Linked DNA regions of Homo sapiens: region 2 is linked to region 1. A link is a loop called in an ENCODE intact Hi-C map of the cell type or tissue named here. Cell type or tissue: gastrocnemius medialis. All regions are shown on one strand. Links, peaks and the distances in the headings refer to the core of each region. The heading gives the core; the rest is flanking DNA.

Region 1 (5,380 bases), core at 259-5,258:
TTACGCCTGTAATCCCAGCACTTTTGGGAGGGCGGATCATGAGGTCAGGAGATCAAGACCATCCTGGCTAACACGGTGAAACCCCGTCTCTACTAAAAAATACAAAAAATTAGCCCGGCGTGGTGGCGGGCCCCTGTAGTCCCAGCTACTTGGGAGGCTGAGGCAAGAGAATGGCGTGAACCCCGGAGGTGGAGCTTGAAGTGAGCGAAGATCATGCCACTGCACTCCAGCCTGGGTGACAGAGCAAGACTCCGTCTCAAACAAAACAAAAAAAAAAGCAAATATATATGTATGCGTGTGTGTATGTATTTATATATTCATACATATATAAATATGTAAAAAATAATTAGAGAATTCTCATCAAAATGTTGCCAGTGGTTACCTCTGGGAAGGTAGTGGTTACCTTTGGGAGGGTAGTGGGTACATGTGAGGAGAGGTTTTTTGTTTTTTTGTGTTTTTTGGAGACAGGGTCTCAGTCTGTCACCCAGGCTGGAGTGCAGTGGTGTGATCTCAGCTCACTGCAACCTCTGCCTCCTGGGTTCAAGTGATTCTCGTGCCTCAGCCGCCTGAGTAGCTGGGATTACAGGCATGTGCCACCATGCCCAGCTCATTTTTTTGTATTTTTAGTAGAGACAGGGTTTCACCATGTTAGCCAGGCAAGTCTTGAACTCCCAACCCCAAATGATCCACCTGCCTCAGTCTCCCAAAGTGCTGGGACCACAGGTGTGAGCCACCACACCCGCCTCACGTTTTTTATTGAGTAAACTTCACTGCTATATGAATCTTTTGTAATGACAATGTATTTATATATGTGTATGGTCAATGTTAATAAAGGTTAGAGAAGTTAAAAATGAAGAAAGAGTACTGTGGAGGATGGAGTGGATGAAGGGAAAAGCCAATCAGAGAAGCACCCTAGGGTGCTGTAGCAGTAGTCCAGGGGACACCTGTGGAGGCTGGAATTAGACATGGGCACGGGAGGAGAAGGGGGAGCAGGTGAGCATGGGCTTAAGAGGACAACTGGCACAGTTTGTTGACTGTGGACATGCGGGCTGAGAGGAAGAAAATAGATTAATGTGATGACTAATGTAGCTGATGACAACTGTCCCACACTTCGAGCAGGGGCCCAGGGCAAGGAGCAGGGTGGGGAAGGAAGCAGAGGTGAGAGTTCATATCCCAGGGGATACACTTCTGGCCCATCAGACAGTGGAGTGTGTGGGCACACACCTCAGGCGGCAGATCTTGGAGATTCCAATTTGTATTTCTGAACATGTAAGTGGCTTTGAGCATGATCAAGGTGAACAAGAATAGAAATATGGAAGGCACCAACAGATGATGGACAGATGAGGAAGGAGATGATAACTACAGCAAAAAGGCCAACCACAGGAGAGGCTGCCATTTGTTGAGCAAGTGAGATATGCTGTGTGCTGTCCCTTTATTTTATTCAATCATTATAATAATGGGAGGTGGGTTTTATCATGATTCCCATTTTATAAATGAGCAATTGGAAGCTTAGAATCACCAAATAATTTTCCCAACATAGCAAAGAATCCAGCTCTGGCTGACTCCACACTCACAGCAACTACACCACTTCGCTTCTGCCGAAGCAATCCTACTTGCACTCCTCCTTTTGGATTGCTGAGAAGCATCACTATCTAATTACCATAAAGCCCCCTCCTCTCCATGCCTGCTATCTTTGTCCTGGTTTGAGACCTCTTTATCCCTCCCATCCCTACCTTCAGTCTATCCTGCACAGGACTGACAAAGTCATCTTCCAGAATCACAAGCATGACTACATCAGTATTCTACTTAAAATCCTTCAGTAAGTATTCTCTCTACCAGTCGAGATGCTCGAGCAAGGAACAGAGAGATACTATTGTCTGAAACAACCACAAAGACAACAAAACACATGAAACAATGGGTTTCTTTTTTATTTGTTTTTGTTTTTCAGCTTATATTTTAGATTCAGGGGTAAGGAAGGATTTTACCTGAAGCCTTAGCGGGAGCATGGACCTTGAGACCTTGAGTTTGGACTTCCAGCCTTCAGAACTGAGAGGGAATGCATTCCTGTTGTCTTAAGCCACGCAGTTTATGATTCTTTGTGACAGCAGCCCTAGGAAACTATTACAATAGGTTTATAGATTTCATCAGACTTGGAAAATATTTGACCATTAGTTCTTCAGTTCTTTTTCTTTCTCACCCTCTCTTTTGCTCCTCTGAGGACTCAAATGACCTGTAAATTAGGCCACTTTAAATTGTCCCACAGTTCACTGATGCTCTGGGAGTCTTTTAAAGACTTTTTTTTTTTTTTTTTGAGATGGAGCGTCACTCTTGTCACCCAGGCTGGAGTGCCGTGGTGCAATCGCGGCTCACTGCAACCTCTGCCTCCCAGGTTCAAGTGATTCTCCTGCCTCAGCCTCCCAAGTAGCTGGGATTACAAGTGCCTGCCACCACACCCAGCTAATTTTTGTATTTTTAGTAGAGATGGGGATTTCACCATGTTGGCCAGGCTGATCTTGAACTCCTGACCTCAAGTGATCCACCCCTTCTTGGCCTCCCAAAGTGTTGGGATTGCAGGCCTGGACCACTGCACCTGGCCCAAAGACTTTTTAAAATTTTCTTTCTGTGATTTCTATTGCTACATCTTCAAGATCACCAGTCTCTTGTGATGCCTAATCTGATATTAACTCCATCGTGTGTATTTTAAATCTTATATATTGTCTTTTGTTTGGATCTTTTAAATATCTTCCATGTCTGTACTTAACTTTTTGAACATGTGGAATGCAGTTATAATAACAGTTTTACTGTCCATGTTTACTAATTGTAACATCCATGTCAGTTTTGCATCAGTTTCAATTGATTAACTGTCTCTCATTATGGGTTGCATTTTTTTGCTTCTTTTTTTATTCACTGCTAGACATTATGAATTTTACCTTGTTTGGTGCTAGCTACTTTTGTAATCCTATGCATATTCTTGAGCTTTTTATATGCAGTTGAATTAACTGAAAATCGTTTGATCCCTTCAAGTCTTGCTTTCAAATTTTATTAGGCAGGACAAGAGCTGGGTTTAGTGTAGGACTAATGATAGCCACACTCATGAGGCAAGACCTTTTGAGTACTCAATGCCCATGAATTGGGAAGTTCTCCAGTCTGTCTGGTGGAGACAGGTGTTGTTCCTGGCAGCACTCCATTCTCTGCCTTTGTCATCACATGATGTTTGTGTCTCCTCTTCTTGTGTACAAGAACACCAGTCATATCAAATTAGGGTTCTCCCTAATGACCTCATTTTAACTGGAGAAACCTTAACTGATTGCTTTCTGCAGCCAACCAGAGGTACCTTCAATTTTCCATTTGCCACAGAGAAAAGGGGAAAGATTTGCAAAGGGAGCAGCCTTGAGTCCTTTTGTTACTGAGGCATGGAAAGTTGGGGTTTTCCTCTCAATTTAGTTCTAGGAAGTCAGTGTGAATTGATCTTAGATTCCCTGCCTCCAGACCCTGTTCTCCTGCCTCAATAGGAGAGAAAAGCTACAACAATAAGTGAATCCGCCCAGGAGATCCATAATTGAAAAAGTTTTAGAAAAGAGAACAGAGAAAGTATATGGAGTGGGGGTCAGTAATTAAAGAAAACAATAAAATAAAATGTATCAGATTTTGCATAATGATCATCAGCCTCTAGTGTGAAAAGACCCACTGAATAACCCCTAAGTGAAATGAGATCCACGCCAACCAGAGCACTCCCCGGATAAAAGAGAAAATCCCGAAATATTTCAGAGAGGGATCTGGCCTTGTATGAAAGAAGAGGGGTGAGAACGGTGTCTGACTTCTGGTGGCAGCTCTGTGAGCCAGAAGTTAGTGGCCATGGCTTCAAATTCTAGGTCAAGAATCTCCGACCAAGCTGCCAATCAAACATGAAGGTAGAATAACTAATTTTTGCACATACAAGCTCTCAAAACATTTCCCAGTACAAAACATTCTTCAGAAAGCTATAGAGAGGGAAAAAAACAAGAGAGGACCCATCTTTCAGCAACTAGAGACCCAGCGCAGGGAAGGCAAAGGGGACTCCCAGAACCCCAAGACAACCGTTGGACCACCACGTGTGCTGGGGCAGGGGCCTGGGAGGATGTCGCTAGGAGAGGAAGCCCAGCCATGATGCATCTGCACCACTGCAAAGAGAGCCCCCTTCTGGCCCAGAGTCTAGGGATGAGTGGGAAGACAGCACTAAACCAAGGGAAATCTTGGCAACTGTTTATTCCAAGTAAAACAAAAAGTTGTACAAAATAGGAAATGTGCACTGCATGGTTTAGCTGTGAATAATACGAACATAGTCATAACTATGTAAATACCAAATATTGATTTGGCCAAAAATTAGGCTGTAACTACCATGATGGGGTTGAGACAAACAGAGAGACAGCACGTATGCACAGGAGGATGGTGTTTTTAAAGAGCGACATCCTCCTCTTCCATGGTGGAAGTTCATCCCGTGACATTTAAACTGGAAAATCAAGAAATGGCCTTCTAAACTTGTTATTTTAAAGTCAGGAGGAAAGCACCAGAAGAAACGGCAGGAATTCAAAGTGATTGCCTCTGGGGAACGGGAATCTGGAGTGGGAAGAGGAACGCTGTTTCTCATTACAAACCTTGAAGAACCATTTAAGTTTTAAAACTACATACATATATGACTCTGATAAACATACATTTTTAAAACTACTTACAAAACAGCAAGGAAAAGATTAAGAAGGGTGAAGGCAGCACATTTCAGACTGTTTCAGCGACTTACCTCCAAGTGAGTAAATACATAACTCAGTCTATGCCATTTAGGCATAGACCTAAAGGGGTGGCATCCAGAAATTTCTTCAAAGTCTTACTTATTATCTTTAAAATTCAGGCAGAAGTTTTTACTCTCTTTCATAATACATCCCTGTTTGTTTTTATAGTATGTGGCATACCTGGCAGAAGGTTTTCTTTTCCTCTCCTTTTGCCTTCTTTCTCTTTCCTGAGACACACATCAGGCTGGGATGACAGAGAAAGACATTCTTTCAGTAGAATAAGGTATAGAGGGTGCCCGTAGGATTAACTGGGAAGGGTGAAATATCTGATAATTTTTCAGTCATTACGGACTAGTACTACCAAGGCCCCTTATAGCATCTGCTCACCCCACTGTCTAAGCCTGGTGTCTCTGAGCAGGGAACTCAGGGAGCTTGAAGACTGGACCCCCAGCACAAGGCCAGGGTGGGACCCTCTTGGGATCAGGCGGCAGACAAAGCCCTGGAGGAGGGGAAGGAGATGGAGTCCAAGAAGGAAAAGACATCTCAGTCTTAGCATCAGAAAGACCATGGGGTTGCTCCCAAAGAGTTAGACCTAAAGCCCCACAGCAGAGAAGGAA
Region 2 (5,380 bases), core at 275-5,274, 120 kb before region 1:
ATCAGGGTCAACTCCCAATTGCATGTCTACTTTTGAGGTCAAGATAGTTCTCCACATTGGATGGACAGGGAAGGTGCCATGCAAAGGCTGCATAACTGCTCCAAGGTCCCACACAGCCCATGAGAAGAGACAGAGAAGATACGGCAGGCAGTCTTTGTGACTGGATTCTTTCACTCAGCATAATGCATTTGAGATTCAGCCATACTGCTGTATGGATCAGTAGTTATTTTCTTTTTATTGATGAGTAGCATTTTATTGTTTGATGTACCATAATTTGCTTATTTACTCATGGACATCCATGTGGGTTCCAGTGTTTGGAAATTATGAACAAAGCTGCCATAAACATTTGTGAGCAGGTCTTTGCATGGAGTTCCATCTGGGTCCATCTAACGACCAAGCCTCTGTTCCTTAGCCACGAGCTTCCACTGACACAAAACGCAATTGCGAAAGCACCCATCCTGTCAAACGGCCACTTTGGAATACACTGATAATTGTCACTTTGTTTCTTGGGGTGTATATATTGGGAGGTTTCCATTTTCTCATAAAATTAACAGAATTGAGACCCAACTATAGAATGAATACATTAAAAGACTAAAATACCCAGCACACACAATAGACATGTCAGAAAGACTAAACAGGAATCCTGACCATACCAACGGCTGGTGAGGATGTGGAGCAGTTGGCGCTCTCCCACACTGTGGGTGGAAGGGGAAACAGCACAGCCACCATGGTGAGCACTCTGGCAGTGGTGGGAAGGTCATTGTAGAGTGAGCCACGCACTAGCCATACAACCCAGCAACCCCACTCCTAGGTGTCACCCAAGAGAATGCAAAACATGACTCCATACAAATGCTCACAAATGTTTATAGCAGCTTCGTTTATAATTACCAAAAGCTGGAATCCACGCAGATTCCATGAATGAATAAACAAATCATGGTACATCATACAATGAAATTCTATTTATCAATAAAAAGGAAAGGACTACTGATTCCACACAGTAGCACGGCCAGATCTCACATGCATTATGCTAAGTGAAAGAAGCCAGTCACAAAAACAACACACTGTCTGATTCTATTTATATGACATTCTGAGGAAGGCAATACTATAGAAACAGGGAGATTCAGGTTAGGGGAGAGGTTTGACTACAGTGGGGCATGTTCAGGAAATATTCTATATGGACATAGATGATGAAATATTATTCCAAATATAATAGGTGGAAATACTCTGTATCTTGATTATGGTGGTGATTACATGGCTATATATATTTGCCATAATTCATAGAAGAGTACATCTAAAAGGACAAATGTTATGTATGTAAAATTATACCTTAATAAATCTGAGTTACAGAAACTACCTAGCTCAGCAGATGCTCTTTGAGAGTGAGTGAGCCCAAGCTTCACCCTTGTAGGTTATGTAAATGCATAAACCTCTGTGAAAACAGTGATTCCTGACTGTCGCTGCAAGTTACCAAGCTGAAGGTGAGCGGCAAGAGAGCTGCAAGGTGTAGCAGGAGAAAGTGTGCCAAAGCGCAGAGAGGAAGGTGGGGAGGGGCCCAGGCGGGAAAGGAGTTAAGGTGCAGCAGGGCTCAGAGCCCTGCACCTCTGGAGTGGGTGTGGCCTGCCTAGAAGAAGCAGTAACCAGGTGGTGATGGAAACAGTATCCCTGGAGAGAGGGGCAGGTAGGGGCAGGACAGGGGTCGGGGCCCTGGCTGGGGTTCAGGAAAGACCCAAGATTGCCAACACAGCAAGAATAGCCGATCTCAGGGGTGGAGGCTGCAGCACAGTTGGGCTCATGGCCCCCGGTGAGACCTGCACACAAGCACTCAGATCCGGGGACCTGGGCCAGGCACTACTGGGCACCAGATGAGGTGCTGTCCACTCAGGAGACCGGGTCGTCCTCCCCACTATGAGCGTGAGAATGGCATGCAAGAGGGCAAGGGCCCGCAGCTGTTACTTCACCCAGGACACAGTCCAGGGCTGTAGCCCATGCTTTGCCCTGTGTGTTACAGTCCATAGCTTCTCTGGTGCCCAAGGTGGCCCTGTGCAACCCTATCTCAGGCAGCAAGATGTATTCTGGGCCCCAGGTCGTGTCCCTGGGGCACCTCGATGTGGCCCCCTCCAGGCAAAGTAACCCAGACACAGGGGGTTGGCTGGTGGTCAGAGAGGTGTTGGCCTCTGCAGCCATCTGACTCCAGCATAGCGAAGTGGTGACATCTGTCACCCCTCTGCAGCCTCTGGCCCTGGTTTTCCAGCTGCACCACTTGAGGATGCTGCAGAGCCATGAGGTCAAAGAAGTAATCCTTTCCCTCTGAAGTGAGGACCTGGAAAGTCCACATTTGCTGGAGAGCAGGGGAGGCCTCTGCAGGATGGTTACGCCACCTGTCACCAAACGGTCCAACCCAGCCCCAGTAGGGGTGTGGGCAGAGCAATTTGCTCCCTTTGAATATCTAGTTCTGTAGCCTGCAGTAGCTTAGGGAGTGGCCCAAGGGGGTTTCCCTAGTTAAGTCCTGCCGGTTCATCACCCAAGACTCAATATGCATCTGGCATTAGGCACAAGTGGTGAGCCCAAAGAGGCATAAAACAAGGCCAAGGCCTATAGGCAGACTTACCCACTGACTGGAGATAAAACATACTGAGGGATGATCCAGCTGCCTGGTGCCCATCCCTGGGAAGGGCAGGTGGCTCTCTCTGAGGGTGGTGGGCCACTGCACTGCCAGTGAGTTTAGAAGACATGGCACCTCAGGTGCTGGGAGCACTTTCTGTGTTCTTTCCTCTTCTTGTGGCTTGTCCTGCACCTGCACCTCCAAAGGCTTTATTTTCGTTGTATTTCATTGCTGGGCTCTGCTCTAGGGTGGGGCCTGTTTAAGAGGTGCCTGTTCCTTGGCACCAAAATTGTTCTGGGCCTGCTCATGTGGCATCCGCCTCATTGTGCACTCCCTGGGGACCGCTCTGCCTCCAATTTTGTCCCTCACCCTGACTCCTCTGTGTGAGGCCCTCTGCCCTCCAACCACAGAGGTGCTGCCCCAGTTTGCCCCTGGCTCCTTGGCTCCAGGGAGAGGCTGTGCTTTGCATGTTGAGTTGATTCCTTCAGCCTTACTGGAACGTCATGTACCCGTCCTGACAGGATTTCATGACTCAGAAATGTGAGGTCTTCTTTGGCTGCAGAGCCCTGTGTAATGAAAGAAGCCTGGGAAATATAACCTGTGATAGGCTAGGACTTCTCCAAACCTGGACAGTCCCTCAGCAAAACTACAAAGCCAATTGTGAAGTCCCGGCAGTTTGTGGTCGTGGCTGCTCTGTTTGCCACATACAGCCAGCCGTACCTTCAGAGCTGTAGGCAAATGGACGGAGGGACCGGTGCTGACTCTTGCAACTGGGTTTCATCACGGCAGTGTGCTCCAGATCTCTGGGCATCTGGAACGAATGTGTAAGGAGTGAGGACAGGGAACTGCAGCCTTTGTCAGCTCCCTCTGCCCAGGTGGTGGGTTGGGGAGGCCCAGCGGTGCCAGGTTCCGAGGATAACTTCTCTGCTGCTAGACTTTGATTATGTCAGAGTCTCCTGGCCAGACTCCCTATGTGAGAAATGGGGTGGGGATGTCATGGGACAAGTCCAGCCACCAAGCCCTCTAGGTCCAGGGTCTGCCCACATGGGGGACACCTGGAGGCCAGATGTGTGCCCACAGGGCACCTGGTGAGATGGGAGGGTGAAGAGAAACTCTTTCTTGTGTGAACTATGTCCTCTGAGTGCGGCGAACCCCCATCCAAGCCTCTTCAAATATTTACATGTCTACCTAGGCTTGGACAGCTGTTTGGCAAGGGAGGCAGTTGGTCAACCTCCATATGCTTTCTAACTTGAAATAGTGCAGATGAGCTGGTCCTTGTTAAATGAATTAGGCTCTTACTATTTGAGTCCAAAACCTGTCTGGCTCAAGATATCTGGTCCTTCACTCCCAGACACTTGAAGATCCATGCAGTGTTTCCCTACCCTCAGCCATCCAGTGCCAATGTCCAGCCATTTATAATTTACTTAATATTTTCTTTAAATTGATCCACTCATACTGCCTACATAAATAGAATTTAAAAGGAAACTTTATACCACAAGTATAAATAGGAAACTATTAATACTTGCCATAAGTAGAAGGGAACTATATTTTAAAATACAATGAAAATAAAGCAAGTTTATTAAATTCTAGCAGGACACTGTTTTGCCAAGTTTCTCAGATTGAAACTGTTCTCTCTTTGTTAAACAGTGAAATTATCATGTGTTAGAGCAGTGTTACAGACATGCCTTTGGGAATCTAAAGAGAACTAGAAAGAGAATCACATTCACATTACAAAAGTCAGTGTTATTTTATTCATTCAGTTACTAAATACCCAGCAAGTGGTTGAGTGGAGTGGATAGTTCTTAGGACTACAAAGGCAAAATTAAATATAATCCTGTTTCCTTGTAGAGCTCATGATCTAGCAGAGAAGACTGACAAGGAACAAGTAAATAAATTTTAAAAAATCAACTTCAGTTTGTGGGAAGAAAAGAAAGCAAAGTATGTGCATAGAGAGGAGTATATTTTGAGTAGGTGTGTGTTGCAATGTGGGGACTGCACCTAGAGTGACCTTCATACTGAGTTTGAGACTCCAAATGGATATTTGAATGGTGACCTGAACTGGGTCTATGTGGAAAGGCTGGGGCTGAAATGATAAATTTAGGGATAGCAGTAGCATAGATGGTGTTCGAAGCCACAGGCCCAAATGCCTAGGTGGCACACGTGCATGAAGGGTGGGATCTGAGGGCTGAGCCCTTGGTCCCCCACATTAACGAGTCAGGAAGGAGAGAAGGAGCCAGCCAGGGAGATGAAGACAGGCAGACCCCTGTGGTCTTCCGTGGTTCTGTGGAAACACAATGAGAGTGCTTGGAAAGGATGGAGCGATTGACTAAAAAACGTTGCTGAGGCATTGAGTCAGATGAGGACCCTTGGGTTTGACAAGATGGCAGCACTTTTGGTGGGACAGTAAGAGTGAACACCTCATTGGAGCGGGTTAAAGAGAGGACAGGGAGCGAGGAAGGGGAGACAGGGAGCACAGTCTTCTCTTGACTTTTTCAATAACAGTGCTGGTGTTGAAGAACTCATCTGCCTGCAGCAGCTCATGAGCCACTCGAAATCAAACTGTGGATCACATGGCCTGAAAATCCACCCTGGATACCCAACCCCTGAGACAGGTAACACCCCCAGGAGGGTGACTTCTAGGTTAGTTTTCCCCCAGGAAGGGTCTTTCCTCTCTGGGAGCTGGGGACCCGGGGGCCCGCACTCAACACAGACGTGTATAGCAGCAGGGCAGGCCCATGCCAGGGCCACACGGCCGCACACAACCCGGGCCCTTATCCC

What was found. Hi-C counts contacts between places; a loop is a spot of excess contacts. Peaks named below come from ENCODE experiments on the same cell type or tissue, not always from the same donor. Only the 100,000 strongest peaks of a DNase experiment are listed, where the experiment ranks them.
Region 2: a loop joins it to region 1, with 4 times the contacts of the local background. A loop is called at or near these places in 1 of 110 quality-filtered maps.

Annotation. Positions count from the first base shown.
Region 1 is chr10:47,061,833-47,067,212 of GRCh38, reverse strand. No RefSeq gene overlaps it. Among named protein-coding and RNA genes, the nearest start is that of PTPN20, 150 kb to the right of the region's middle. In gastrocnemius medialis, for the core only: no CTCF peak of the experiment used is centred there; DNase peaks (open chromatin) are centred at 1,048 and 3,172; H3K27ac peaks cover 2,592 bases.
Region 2 is chr10:47,181,573-47,186,952 of GRCh38, reverse strand. No RefSeq gene overlaps it. Among named protein-coding and RNA genes, the nearest start is that of GDF10, 120 kb to the left of the region's middle. In gastrocnemius medialis, for the core only: no CTCF peak of the experiment used is centred there; DNase peaks (open chromatin) are centred at 3,072 and 3,340; H3K27ac peaks cover 2,374 bases.